Linked DNA regions of Mus musculus: regions 2 and 3 are each linked to region 1. The links are chromatin loops, found by intact Hi-C in ENCODE. Cell type or tissue: left cerebral cortex. All regions are shown on one strand.

Region 1 (5,000 bases):
AGTCACTATGCGGTTGATGGAAACTGAACTCTGGGGTGACTGGAAGAGGAGTCAGTGTCCATAACCACGGAGCCATCTTTCCAGCCCCTTGTCTCTAAACTTTTGTAGGGGGCTAGAGAGATGGTTCAGCGGTTAATAGCCTTTGCTTTACAGTCATGAGAACCAGAGTTTGGGTCCCAGTAACATATAACAAGCCAGATATGCTACAAACATTAGTAACCAGCTCCAAGTGACCCAATGTTTTATTCTGGCTTCTGTGCCACATGCACACACACAGAGAGAGAAAACACACACACACACACACACACACACACACACACACACACACACTCCAAAGCTATTGGCTTAAGCATGTATGCATACATAAGAAGTTTCAGAGTCATTGTTTCTGGAAACAGAATGGATGGGTGGGAAAATATGAGGTTACAGATGGCTTGTACTGCAGCAAAAGCCTTCCCTGTCGGAGGCTGAGAGCAGCCCACCATTTTTCTGTGTACACATATAAATATTTAGAAGGCAAATGGGCAGCATGGCATGCTCTTTGGTGAGCACAAGATACCGATGCCCAATACAACTTTAGAATATATATCTGTCCCTTGAGGAGGCCCTGAGGATACAGTTTCAAACTGAGCATTAGGCTCCACAAAGCCCAAACACACACTGGGGATTTGCCCCTAAAAGTATAGTCCAAGCTGCCCATACTAAATAAATTTAATGTTTGCATTTTGGAACCTAACATCATTTTGTTGAATGCCCCCTAAGTGTTAGGCATGACACTTAGGCACTTCCCATAGGTCGTTTCCAAGTTCATTTAAAAAAAAAAAAAGAACTTTCAAAAGGGCCCGAGGGGGATGGTTAACATGTTCTTGTGGAGCTCTGTCATAGTGGAATACCACACCTATTATACCATTTAGGAAAATGGGTACATGAAGGCATGTCACTTAGCCGAGGTTGACATAAGCCTGAAGTTGTTATTCTGCCTCTGTCTGGAAAATCCATACCAAAGGGCTTTCTTCCCTTAGGAAGCTGTGATATTTAGTTCCCACACTCCACCTGGTCCTTATTCAGTATCAACATCTCAGATTCTGTGTGTGGGCAACCGAGGAGAGGCCAGGCAGGTTTCAACGGAAACCTCTCAGTTGTAAAACCGATGCCAACTTTCCAGGGTGACAGGCAGGAAATGAGTAGAGCGCAGGGGGGAGGGGTGCGGGTGTCTTTAGGAAGAAGGAAAGATATTTAGGATGCTAATAAGCGGGGAGACCCTGGTGTGGCATCTATTTGAGGAAGAGGGTCAGAGATTATTCTGATTCGGTATTCTTCACCCCACCTTGGTTGACTTTTGTCCAGCACTAATGGGGAGACGTCTGATACCAACAGAAATATTATTTTCACGTCCCCCATGTGATGCAGGAAATTACTGCCAGAAAGGGCAAAGGCAGAGGTCAGCCTGTGTCAAGTCCCACGGAGTCCTTCAGGCTCCTCTTTCTTCCTGGGCAAATTAGCTGAAGGGTTTGCGAGCTTCTCTGAGAGGAGATGATGGCAATCACCGATTGAGCGCTCTCAGGAGGCAGAGGCAGACATGAATTGATGGAAATGGGTAGGACTTCCCTCACGTGATTGCTTTTGCTCAAAAACTCTGCTCAGGAAATTGCGGTCGTTACTCAATAAGTGCTTCATTGACCTGGGACTTCCACGGAGTCCTTGAGAAAACAGCCTATTGGCAGAAGGGGGTTGCTGATCCAAGCGAGGGAGCATGGTTCAGCATGCAGGCATAAACAACGCTTTTGCTGTTTTGTGATGATGTTGCTCCGAGTGACAAGTACCCAGTTTCCAGTTTACACTGGGGCATTGGCTTAATTTCTTTTCCTATTGCGGAGATACAAAAGCTACTCAGCGGAGAAAGGGCTTAAATCAGTTCACAGTTCAAGGTGAAGTCCCTCAAGTGAAGTCAAGGCAAGTCAAGGAAGCTGAAGCAGATGGTTCCATTGTAGCCACAGTCTTAAAAAACGCAAAGAAATGCACCCAAGTTCTGCTCACTTCTCCAATCTACACAGTCCAGGGTGATGGCCCTAAGAAATAGCCCGAAGAAATCCACTGTGTTTCTTCCGGTGTTTTTCTTTCTGCTGCTTTGAAAACTCCCATGACTAGCGCAGACTGCTGGGAACAGTCAGTCGCCAGGTAAGTCTTGCCATTTATTCCAACCCTCTGGGGGAGAATCCAGGTTCCAGAGGTGTGCTGTTTTGTTCCGTGTCCACCAGGTGGCAGCCTCCCCACGGTAACTGAAGCAGCAACCGTCGGCTTATTCAGCATCTTTTTTTTTTTTTTGGAAATGTTTATTGTGTTTATTGGGCAACTCCAGCAGGCTTGACACGGTACCGAGGAGGCAAATGATCCAGCCTCTGCCCTCAAGAAACTTACAAAGGCTTGACTTCAAAAGTTCTGTCAATCAGGCTGGGCTGTTTTCAATCTCTTAGCTCTGACTCTTTAAAAAATAAATAAAGGCTAGAGAGAAAAATGAGTTTCATGGAGTCCTTATTTGTAATAGGCATTGAGTTAGGCACTTTGAGTATAGGATTCTTCCCATTGACTCTAGAGGAGTCCTTCAAGCTGTCATTTTACAGAACAGGAAACTAGCCATATCTGGTTTTAATATCTGGAACCAAGGGGCTGGTAAAACATAGAAGCAGGCCCACACCCATGCTTTGTTGGTCCTCCCGTCTTTAGAGACTTTATTATGTCTCGCTGTGTATTTGCTTCACAAAGTGCTCAGAAGGTAGAGCCAGCGACAAAGGCTGCTGGGTATTTTGACGTACACTATGTCCCTGCAAAGGTTGGTAATAAGCAAAGACTCTGCTTTGGGGGAAAAAGTCATCTCTTGGCCCTATCAGGGAGATACCAACAGGATCTCCCTGTGTTCCTACAAACCTCTCGGTAAGACATGGCATCCAAAGATATGTCCTTTATGTTTTCTGCAATGGTTTGTCTATAGTATCAGCATGCAAGCATTAATGCCTGCTGGTGAATGCATCTAGCAGTCTATCTACATATGTTTATAGATTGTGCATATGCATATTACAAAGCAACAAGTAAATGTTATCTGGGATATGATTTACAGTGCATTTGCCTAACAGCTCATGGAGGGCAGAGTCCTGAGTGTGTCTAGCATATTCCAGTCACTTTTGTTCCTTTATGTTCCGGTAGCCATTCTTTGAATTATTTATCTCACACCCAGATCTACTGTGTCAGGAGTCCACCAAACAGAACTGGTTGGTACAAAGAGTATAGCCTGGGGCGGTGGTGAGCTCATGTGATATGGAGGCTGGTTTGTTCTAGAATCTGTTATCTGCAAGATAGAGACCCAGGAAAGTGAGGGGTATGGTTCAAACCCAAATTTAGGCCAGGAAATCCAATGATGTTAGTTCTAGTCAAGTTCAAAGTCCTTTGGCAAGAACACCGTGGCTGTCCAAAGTTAGAAGGTAAATGGAGGCCTGAGTCCAGGCCGAGTGATTTCTTCTTTCTTCCACTCTTTTGTCCGTTGTGGAGCCTGCAATGATTAGGTGAAGACTATTTCACTTATGAGGCAGGGTTTTTTTGTTTGTTTGTTTGTTTTCCAGACAGGGATTCTCTGTATAGCCCTGGCTGTTCTGGAACTCACTCTGTAGACCAGGCTGGCCTCGAACTCAGAAATCCTCCTGCCCCTTGCCTCCCAAGTGCTGGGATTAAAGGTGTGCGCCACCACTACCCCGCTCTTTATCCATTCTGCCAACCCCAACCTCCCCAGAAAACATGCCTATAGACATTGGGTAATGCTTCACGGCTGTCTGGGCACTGCTCCATTCAGTTATATCGGCATATATAACCCGCCACTACAGCTATAGGAGAGACTGGCATCTGAGTTGAGAAACCGTGAGGGGTGACCGTCAAGAGGAGGCCACTCGTGGGAAGCAGGAAGAGAGTAGTTTGGCAGGGCAGGGCAAGGCAGGGCAGGGGACTATGCCAAAGAAGAAAGCAAGTTCAGGCAAAGTCCGACAGGGGAGCTTCCACCGGATCCCATCGGGACAACTTTGGAAAGTAAGCTGTGTCCTAAAATCTGGGGCAAGGGCGATGGGGATTTCCCAGGATCGCACCTGTCTCCCTTTGTTAAGAGTAGGGATGGGAGACTCGCTTACACCAGAACTTGTGGCTTCTTATCTGTGCCTGTGAGCACAACCAACTTCATTAACCCAAGAGCAGATTCTGAGAATACTCCCATCGGATGGGAAAACCCACTGACTCGAGGTACAAAGATACCCTAGGGCACGTGGGTGGGGCACTGACATGTCCTCTTCACTCTGTGGACTCTTGGCAGTCTTCAATTTGATGCTTTCAAACCCTTACAAAGGCCTATAATTTGTAGTACTTTGCAGCAAGTCGGTAGTTCACACCTCCAGTCGGTCTGACTGCCAGTGTTTTGTTTGGTCGGCTGAGGTTCCTACTCTTTGGCTGTCTGACTTCCAGTCTGGTCTCTACTGTGATCCGGAGTTAGTAGATCAGTTGGCCATCACACCCCTCTGTGCAAAAGCCATCACATCACACCCAGAAGACAGGAGATGGGAGGTCGGGCACCAGTAGTGGCAAAACTCACTGAGGTTTAGGGCAGTGCCCATCCTGAGCCAATGCCATTCAGATCCTGCTGTGGGATGGCACCTGAGCTGTAGAGTTTGATGTGATCGACTGGATTCCTGCTGCCTCGGGGGAGGGGCTGCGCATGCGCATCCCGCGGGTGTAATGTAGTATACCTGTGGTGAGCAGAGGACTCCACCTTTTGTGTGAGAAGGTTTCTCACCATCCTGGAGTTTTGCAGCTTAGGCCAGTGTGGCTGAGTCTAGAGAATGAGCGACCCTCTTAAGTCTCCGCTTCCCACCTTAAAGCACTAGAATTAATTATAGTCGGGTGGCACCATGCCTTGTTCTTTACTTGGGATCCGAAGATGCTGAACTCAGGCCCTCATGCTTGCAGCA
Region 2 (5,000 bases), 140 kb after region 1:
ACCAACAGCCTGTATGTTCCTCTCTTGGAAACAAACTTGTAGCAGGTGTCTGGGGTAGGTAGGGGGTGAGGGGTCTAGATGATTGGCTAACACGCCTACATGGTCTTCCAAGTAAGAGCAGGTGCAATCTCAGATGGCCGTGCACAAGGAGGTAAGAAACACACACTGTAGAAACCGGAAACACACACTGTAGAAACCGCACATATGTTGGAAAAGGTTATTATGTAGTTAGGTATGACTGGTAGATAGAGAAAATGGGTTTTCCCTTTTTAAAAAAAAAAGCGAGGAAAGAAAGACGGCTTTAATCAAAAGCTACATACCTGCAGAACAACATATCAGAAATTTTTGAGAACTAAGATGTGTGCTGCTCAGTTTTAAGGGAAAGAGAAGGGAAACACATTTTTTCCTTTTATTTTCTGAAGAATATGTCAATGATAGGGTGTTTCTAGTTTCAAGGAGAGAAGGAGAAAATGAAAGAACCATAAAAGAGCTGGCCACACCTTAAAAGTCACAAATGGTCCTGTTGGGTGTCTTTACTAATTAAGCCCAATTAGAATTGTGTATTGTGTATCGATCTCTACACACCCGAGACTCCCTGATTCCTTAGCATCTTCTGTTTTTATTTCATTGTTGTTGACTGTTCAAGGAAGGGAATCCCCCTCCCCCCCCTTTCTCTTCTGCAAGCCAAGGACCCAAGTGACTCAAACATGCCTCTTAGTTGTTCGGAATCTTTCTAAACACTTTACAAATTAGTTTCCCATTCTGTGCCTAGAAAGTGGAAGTTTTTTTTTTTTTTTTTTTTTTTTTTTTTTTTTAATTCACACTGGGCATGCTCCACATCATCTTCTGGGACGATGCTTTTCAATTCCAATGTTTTGTGAAAGAAAGCAGCATACTGACTTTGCTCTTTCCTATAGCAAATTGTTTCCTCGCTGCCCAGCTTCCCCTAACCCCCCCACCCCGCCCCTGTACACACCCCCAGATCACACAGCAATTAGTGCTGTTCAGGGGAGCCAGGGGGAAGGCATTTTTAAACATGCCTTTCCAGGTGTCCCTGATCTGCCACGCCCCCTCCAACAAGTCTGAGCAGTTCCAAACATCAGCCTCTATCTGGATGCTTCTGATGGTTTGGAGGCATGTTTTTTGCCGAGGTTGTATTTTAGGCCTGGGATTAAACAGGAGAGTCCCCGGTGGAGGCTTCTTGAAACACTAAGGGAGATCCAAATGCTGGCGTGAGTAGCTGGGTGCCCCTTGTTAATGAGCCAAGGGGATAATCAGAAACAGCATATTTTATGAGTCATTCACAATTTAAACTCCATCAGGAAAGTTTCTAAGTTGGACCTAAACAAGGCTATCAATCAAATCCATCCTTTATACTGATTTTTTTTATCAACAATAATAAGTTACATATGATTACATATGGCTAATATATGAAGAGCCCCTGTATTTCCTTTCAGACTGAGAATTGACCCTTCACCCAAATATCTTTGAGATTTATCAAAGTTGCACTTAGCTTTTGGTTTTTGTAGGGTTTATTTATTTTTTAATGCTAGGCAAGTTCTGGGCCCCTGAGCCCCAATCCCAGCTATAGCATAAGCTGGCAGAGCCCGATGGCTCAGAATGCAGTGAGCCAGCCTCTCTGAATTCTCTTCACTGTTAGGTGCATGGAACAAGGTTTTTTGTGAGCTTCGGGGCAAGCTGCTGGAAAGTGGCCCTTTTGGCATCTTGGGCTCTGGGTGCTGACAGCTAATTTTTTGTTTTCCCATTACAGATTACGTCTTTGTCGTGCCAGTAGAAGTGGACTCGGGCGGGTCATATATTTCACACGACATTTTGCACCACAGGAAAAGGCGATCGGCACACGGTGCCAGCAACTCCCTGCACTACCGAGTTTCAGCATTTGGACAGGATCTACATTTAGAGCTTAAGCCCTCGGCGATCTTGAGCAGTCACTTTAGAGTCCAAGTACTTGGAAAGGACGGTGCTTCAGAGACTCGGGAGCCTGAGGTACCGCAGTGTTTGTATCAGGGATTTATCAGAAATGACAGCTCGTCCTCTGTGGCTGTGTCTACGTGTGCCGGCTTGGTGAGTCTGCCCTGCTCTAATGGAACTCGTTCTTTCGTGTTTTGTATAACTTGAATGAACAGATGTCCAGCGCATTAAGCTCCCTCTAGCCAACTCCACACATTCACACTGTCAGCTCTGATACGTATAATATTACAGATAATTATAAATTAGATTAATTGAATTAATCTAATCTGGTCTCTGGGAGCAGAAAAAAGAAAGAAAAATGAAAAGCAAAGAAAATATAATAGAACTTTAATGAGCATTTAGAACATTCTTTTGATGTTTAATGGCCTGGGCCCTTTCATTCCCCATGTTTGAGACGATCCCCAAGGAAATTAATTTGATGGATGCCATTCGCTTTGCAACGTCTTGGGAGACCAGGCATTCTACAAATCTAACCGGCTACATGCATCTCTGTTGCTTTGAAAGGGGAAAACTGCATTTTAATCTAGAATTGTGTTCAGCAGCCAGAGTTAGCCTACCTTCAACATGATGGAATTAAGGGGAGGGGTTTTTCTTTGTTTTTGTTTTGAAATTCTGTTGGTGGTGTAGTAGTTACAGAAGGAATCCTCTTAAAATAGGAGAGGATGTGTGGTACTGGCAGGGTGAAGCATGGCACCCTTGGAGGCAAGAAGTTTAAAAGCCCTTGGGACTCGAGCCTGATTTCCTTTCCATATAGTCTTTCTGTGTCAAACACCAGGCTGAGAATATCCACGTAAATGATATTCAGAATCCAATCAAGTAGACAAGGCAGTAAATGACATCCTAGGCTCTCATTTCATGTTGCAATGGAGAAATGTCTCAGACTGACAGCAGAGTTGGGATTGGAGACACGTGATGATCATGCTGTGGCATGGGCGGAAGGAAGAAAATTTGAGAGAGCCCAATTGGGAATTAGCTGGGGATGTACACATGGGATACAGCTTGGCTAAGCGAGAGGGGTGGCTTCGGGGGTGGGTTGGTGTAAATGAAGGTTCCCATATTCTCAAGGGTTAAGTTTTTTTTTTTTTTTTTTTTTTTTTTTTTTTAGTTACAACTTTTTTATTCCTCACATATTGCCCTGAAATCCAGCCAAAACCCTAACCACAGCCATGGTATTCTTTAGCGTGTTTAAATGACAAAATAAAACGAGTTAGCAATACCCAGCTAATCTCAATTCAATTGAATGATGACTGTCTCAAAGATTCCCTGGGTGTTATGACATGCTTACACACACATGTACACGCACATGCATGGACATATCTTAGTGTTCATCCTTTGTTTGTGTCTGTGTGTCTGTGTGTGGTTGTGTGTGTGTGTGTGTGTGTGTGTGTGTGTGTTGAGTCTTCTGCTGGGTTTTGGCTTTCCTCCTTGTGTTTCCCACCCTCTGCCTATTCCAATTTCCAAAAGTCTTCCAGGGTTACTCCCTCCACCACAGAGCCTTAAACCATCTCATTCCAAACACTCACAATGAACAGTTGCAGACCCTGATTCTCATTATCAAACCAGTACCAGCTAGTAGGGTTCTGCGTGTGCCTTAGTTTTCTCATCCCTAAAACCAGGACTATTGCTGATGAGTTAGCTCAGTAGGTAAGGATGCTTGCTCTCAAGCCCCATTGACTTAGGCTCAATCCCCTGGGACACACATGGTGGGAGGAAAGAGCTAGCTCCTCTGACCTCTGCATGCATGCTGTGGCACACTCAAACCCACACACATACATAAGGTATACAAAATAGATAGAAGTGTTAAATGTACTAAAAGTAGAAGTAACCGGGGAGATCTCATCCCAGGCTTCCAAGTCTCTATGTCTTCTCATTCTTACAAAATGTAGCCTCTCCGTGTTCAACACTCAGGAATTCTGCTCCTTGGGAGGGGTAGGAAGTCGGATTTGCTAATTCCAGAGTAGATATCAGGTTATCTTTTCTAGGGAAGAGGTTCATTTTTGAACTAAGGACAAATTACCATCTAAGGCAGAAGAATGAAAAGGTTAAAATTTCTCCAGAAATAATTGACCCAGGGTCTGCCTTGTGGAAGGCACAGGTTGTCCCTTCTCTGCAACAAGCCGGTGTACGTACTTAGTTATCGAGACATCACTGGGCCTTGCTTTGCTCTCTTGAGTGGTGTGAGATGACCTCTAAGATTTTTACAATTTCCAGACATCTGACTCTAGTGATCTAATTTGGTCACCTCCATAGAGTCTATTTGTTAAGAGGTAGAGAAGAACCAAACTTATTTGTCCTGAGTTTGCTACTATCCTTTTCCCATTCCTCCATAAAACACCTAGGAAACACAGCAGACCAGTAAGAAGCAAAGTAAGAGAGAATGGAACTCTCACTAGCAAGTGGTAACCCTGATCCATATTAATTTTGTAACCTTGTGTTGAAGGGTAATATCTGCATATAAACGTTAAAATGCACATACAGGAAGATGTAAAAAAAGTAATGGTATAACTTGATTAATGTTCACAAAGTCCATGCCCATATATATGAGCCTAGATTAAACAGACATTATTAATGCCCCAAGAAGGGCACTCAGTTGTTCCTTCCTTCCTGTCCACCATTGCCCTAATGGAATTTGTGGTTTATTTATGCTTATTGAAAATTGTTGCTTAAGTATGAGGATCCCAGGATGGTTTTGTTTGTATAATTGTTTGTTGTTCTTGTGTTCTCACGCCCCTGGGTATGTGCTTAAGAGTCAAGTCGCTGTGCTCCTGGGGTAGGCATAGGTCAAGCTTTGGCAGATGCTGTGAATCAGGTGTCCAAAATGGCTACACCAGTGTGCACTTCAACCAATAGTATGTGCGAGCGCTCTGGACACTCCCTCTTCTCACCAACACTTGATGCTATCTGCCTTTTCCATAGCACTCATTTTACAGATGTGAATTGGGTACCACACTGTGGCCTACATCTTCCTGATGGTTAATGGGGGGGGGGGTGAAGTACTACTTCCAAGC
Region 3 (5,000 bases), 220 kb after region 1:
CATGGCTCACAGATGCCCATGGCTCCAGCTATAGGGATGCCCCTTTCTGACTTCTGCCAAATGCTTGCACACAGAGACACATACACTTAAGTAAAAAAAAGAAGAGTAAGCTTAAAAAATTACTCGGTGCTTAATGGCATGCATGTCTCTCCATATTTTTAGTCCATATTGATTCACATAGATCTGACATAACATATAGATATATGCACTCTGATTGCTCCCTCTTTGACCTGATATTAGTGACGTTTCATGACAAATTGATGATCCTGATATGTTCAAACCTATGCTACTATGTATTAGCTGGAAATGTTCACAGAAAAGCTGCATCAACAAGGCAGATTATATGTGAGTATGTATAGCTGACTGATGCCCAACTCATAGTAAAAAAAAAAAATGGACAGATATTTGCTGATTTATCACAACCCACATCCTCCTATATTTCCATATTAATTTTAGGTTCATTGTTGGGGGATTGACATTGTCTTTCCTACCTCACGTGAGAATGGGCTCAGTAAATATCATAAATCAAGATCAACTCCAGGTGGATTAAATTACCGTCATGGCATTGCTGTCATTCAGGACTTTTCATAGTAATGATAGCTACAGCAGCTATTGACATTACCTTCGCTGCTGGGTTAAGCACATTTAATTTTCTAGTTTCATTGACGTTACAGCCCTTGTGGGACTCATAATCCTTAAGGAGGTTTATGAGAATTATATAAAGTCATTATGGATGCACAGTTGATAGTACCTCCCTGTATCTGACTCCACATTTACATTTAATATCACATACTAATTAACCCCTTAGTGATGGCACACTAATTAATCACTAATTAACCCCTTAGTGATGGCACAGTTTGATTACATTAAAAAAATGGGAGTGAGATTATTTGGTTAAAAAAACATCCTTACCATATTGTCAAGACCCTTCAGGGGAGCTTTCTCCCTTCTGCCCCTGATCCTAAAGTTTATTGTATGGGGTGCTCTTATATTTTACACGAGGTCTCTTACATATGCCTAGGCTGGCCTTGAACCTGATCCCCCTGCTTCGACTGCTAGGCTTCTAGGCCAACAACAGCACAACCAGAACCTCCTGATTCTTTGGCTATAACTTTGGTTTCGTTTGTAAAGCTTATTTGAGACAACGTACACCCTTATTTCTTCTTAGTCCTATCTGTAAGAAGTATACCGTCACTTAAAACCCCATGAAGACAGACATCCTTTGTGTCTGACTTATTTTGTGTTTTAATTTCTTAAGCTAATGCTAATCATACAGTAGACTCTCAGAAGAAAAAAAAAAAGTCCAGTGTTGTTGGGATGAGACTGTAGACGGGAGATTTTTCTTATATTTATACTTCTATCTCCTACCCAATTCTAGTGCACATTAGTTAGATGACCAGAACTTCCAGCCCCCTATAAAACCCTTTATGACAGTGTACATTCCAACCTTTTAGATGGGACTCACTCTTTGCAATAAAACATACTTTAAAAAAAAAAAAAAACTTTAAACACATGCCTGTGTCTCTAAGCATTCTATGCTCCTCTGCATGGCTGCCCTCACAGAGGTGCAGTTTTAAATGGGAAAAGGTCACAGATGAACAGAGCTGTTATTAAGGATGTGTTATCGATGTAGTACACCGCAGGCTGGCTGTCTGGTGGATGAGCCCAAGCAAACGGGACAGTATAAATATCCGGACAAACTCCCGGGACAGATTTATGATGCCGACATGCAATGTAAGTGGCAATTTGGAGCCAAAGCCAAGCTGTGCAGCCTTGGGGTTATGAAGGTATGTTTCTTTGTGATGTCTAACTTGCATTAAGGATATGCCATGTGCCTGTACCTACCAAAAGGATAAACATTTGGTTTGCTGAGGCCAAAGGTTAGCATCTGGGTTATCTCTCAAATGTCATTTGTTTGGCATGATAATTAAGTGGTAATTTTCCTGTCAATGAATTATCCAGGCTTATCCCCCATAGACCATGTCCGCCTGGTTTAAATACCAGTTGTCTCTGTCCTTGGAAGAAAATGTTCCACTTCTCACTGGCAGGCTTTACTCCTCGTGGTAAAGCTGAGAGTGATGACTCCTGCTAACCAAGGCCTTTGTTGTCTTTACTCAAGTTTAAAGCGATGTGTTTCAAAATCACCATGACATGAATAAACGTGTGCCCTTCACTGTGTAAGAAAACCAATACAGCAGACAAACTGGTACCAGAAGTTGACTTCCTCTTTCATAGTCTCAGCAGGGTTTTCTAATCAACTCTTGGGAAGGAAGCAAGATCGCCGCTAAGATAAGTGAGAAAATACAGAATTCTAGTATGTACAAATAAGAGAAACAGGGTTGTGCTCTGTCAGGAAGCCCATTCCTGACAACATTGTAGTCCCAATGCCAATAGAATGTGCCATGATTTTAAAGTTTGTTCATTTCCAGTGTCTGGTGGAAGATACAAAGCATGGGAAATAGCAGTTGGTAGCCTCTTCTTTCCTCCACTTCTTCCATTCTTTATCCTTTTCCTCTTCCCTCTCCTCCCCCTATCGCTCCTTCTCCGTCACCATAGCAACATGGATCAGGAGCTACACTGTCATCCTAACTATTGCTGCCACCATCATCATTCCAGCAGTCTCTGCATGACCCTCCATGCTACAAAAGGCATTCTGCCCAAAGATTTATTGTACCTGACCTCCGTCGTCAAAACCACTTTGAAGTAAAAGTTAGTGCTCCCCCCTCACCTACATCCCAGAGAAGGTATCCAGCTTGCCTAAAGACACGGAACTTTTAAGTGATGAAATCTAAACAAAACAAATCACATACGTGGAAGTTAAGCCTCCTCCTCTCCTTCCCTGGATACCAGTTTCCCTCCATCTGACAGTTCAGCAGCCGCTGTCATGACTTGTGTGGTATCTCTGTAGTTTTATGCTTTGCAGAAAGAGAACTCGCCTATTAAACAGAAGTCCATTCTTGAGAAACGGTGTCTATCCAGTCACAGGTTTGACGTGAAGCTATAGAAGTTAATGCAATTTAAAAGCACTACTACTAAAAAACTAATCCACAGATGCATCTTTTGAGCATATCCTCCACGACACGTGGGCTTTGGGTTGGCAAGTGTTTACGCGTGGTAGGTTTTTAAAAATGAGCAAGTTTAAAGCTCTTTTCAATTTGCCTGTTAAATCACAGCACTGGGGGAAGTAACCCATTAACTGTAGACTGTGTCTCCTGAGTATGAAGTTGTTCACTTCATCTTGAGATTCACCAGCTTTCTCAGTCAGTGAATATGCACACGTTGTAAGTGTGTAGCTTGTAATAAGGATGGCTCCCTTTAGAATTTCAAGGGAGCTCGTGAATGAGTCACATTCCACCGGGGTCACGCCTGTTCTGTGTCAGGCCGTGAGGAGGGTGTCAGAACCTCGCCTTAATCATTTTCTGGTGCCACATCATATTTTTAAAGATGCTATCTCAGCCTTTGTTGACCCTGGAAAGCATAGTGGATGGAAATGAAAATTCTAAATGAAATGACCTAAAATGATGGCCGGCTCAGAGATGCCTGGTTGTCTGGAAGGGAGCTGGGGAGTCTGGGTTAACAGAGACGGTTTATGATGGCAGTGGAGGGGGAAGGTGCGATTGATTGATGGCTTCTGAGTGTGGGTTTGTTTTCCCTGTGAACTAGCCTTTGGTATTTCGCTAATCTTGCTTATAACCTGAGTCATGGACACACCTCTAATGGTTATACATAGTGCCCTGCTGTGCTCTAACACACACACACACACACACACACACACACACACACACACACACACATTTTTTCAACACAGCAAAATCCCATTAAAAATATTTTGCATTTATCTTCAAGGCCTTCATTGTGCCGTCATTGTTAGCGCTTTCAACCTTTTCTCTTTAATCTTCATGAACTTTGCCATTCCTCCTAGAAAGGCAGGGTTACATGGTAGTTATAAGCATGTCTACAGAGGTAGAGGGACAGTTCAGTGGTTAGGAGTGCTTCTTGTTCTTCCAGAGGACCTGAGTACAATTCCCAAACCTACACAGGGCTCCTTATAACTTCCTATACTCTAGCTCCAAGAGATCTGACAGTGTCTTTGGGTTTCTTGGAGCACCTATACTCATGTGCAAGCACACACACACCACAGACACACACACACACACACACACAGAGAGAGAGAGAGAGAGAGAGAGAGAGAGAGAGAGAGAATTTAAATAAAATAATTCTTTTTAATAAAAAGCTTGCATGCACATGTACACATATTCCACCCTTGGGAGTTAAGGCAGACCTGGGGTTAGTATCTAATTTCAACTTTGCCTAGAATCTTGGACAAATAATTCATCCTCCGTTGACCTGCATGCCCACATCTGTAAAGAGAAGGTAATAGTTCTCTGGCTAATTTGTGAGATTGTTCTATGGGTCTAGTTGCATCCTTCTACATAAGGGTGTCTTCTCTTGATCTCGTTCATGTTCAACGTCACTGCCACCAGCGTGCCTGATGTTTTCATAAAGAAAGAGGTGTCTGAGACTATTTTTTTTTTACTTGTGCCCACTCTCTCTCTTCTCCCAGCTTCACATTTTCTTCGCGTAGCAAACCACACTGATCTCTGCCTTTGCCAACGGTATTTCACTTTGACATCTGTAACAAAAGTCCTAAAGCATAGCTGCCTAGGGAGAAAAAGAGGTTGCATAGCTGCATAGGGAGGTTGCTTTACAGGACAGTTGAGGGAGTGGTTCACAGTATTGCACTGATGTTGGTCAACTCTAATGAGGGTCTTTCTGCGTCACAATGTGGATGATGTCCATGGCCAGAGCGTGCATGATGTATGTATGTGTGCACGCGCGCACGCACAAAACACACACACACACACACACACACACACACACACACACACACAAATATAATCTCACTGCAAACGTTAAGCCAGAAAGGAAGATAGTGAGGACAGGCCCAGGGTATGATAGTGTCCCCACTCACATGAGAACTAACTGGGGTCACAGGAAAA

The links. Hi-C counts contacts between places; a loop is a spot of excess contacts. Peaks named below come from ENCODE experiments on the same cell type or tissue, not always from the same donor. Only the 100,000 strongest peaks of a DNase experiment are listed, where the experiment ranks them.
Region 2: it touches region 1 in a loop (2.9-fold over the local background); 20 of 42 quality-filtered maps call a loop at or near these places.
Region 3: a loop joins it to region 1, with 2.0 times the contacts of the local background. A loop is called at or near these places in 3 of 42 quality-filtered maps.

What each region holds. Positions count from the first base shown.
Region 1 is chr8:113,982,303-113,987,302 of GRCm38, reverse strand. No RefSeq gene overlaps it. Among named protein-coding and RNA genes, the nearest start is that of Gm30107, 96 kb to the left of the region's middle. In left cerebral cortex, a CTCF peak has its summit at 2,244 (motif pointing right); a DNase peak (open chromatin) is centred at 2,246.
Region 2 is chr8:113,841,940-113,846,939 of GRCm38, reverse strand. It overlaps Adamts18 (a disintegrin-like and metallopeptidase (reprolysin type) with thrombospondin type 1 motif, 18), which reads left to right. Exons shown (of 23, transcript NM_172466.3): 3 at 1,772-2,085. Among named protein-coding and RNA genes, the nearest start is that of Adamts18, 4.4 kb to the left of the region's middle. In left cerebral cortex, no CTCF peak of the experiment used is centred here; a DNase peak (open chromatin) is centred at 1,918; H3K4me3 peaks cover 294 bases.
Region 3 is chr8:113,761,007-113,766,006 of GRCm38, reverse strand. Adamts18 (a disintegrin-like and metallopeptidase (reprolysin type) with thrombospondin type 1 motif, 18) reads left to right here. Exons shown (of 23, transcript NM_172466.3): 10 at 1,634-1,787. Among named protein-coding and RNA genes, the nearest start is that of Adamts18, 85 kb to the left of the region's middle. In left cerebral cortex, no CTCF peak of the experiment used is centred here; a DNase peak (open chromatin) is centred at 3,107.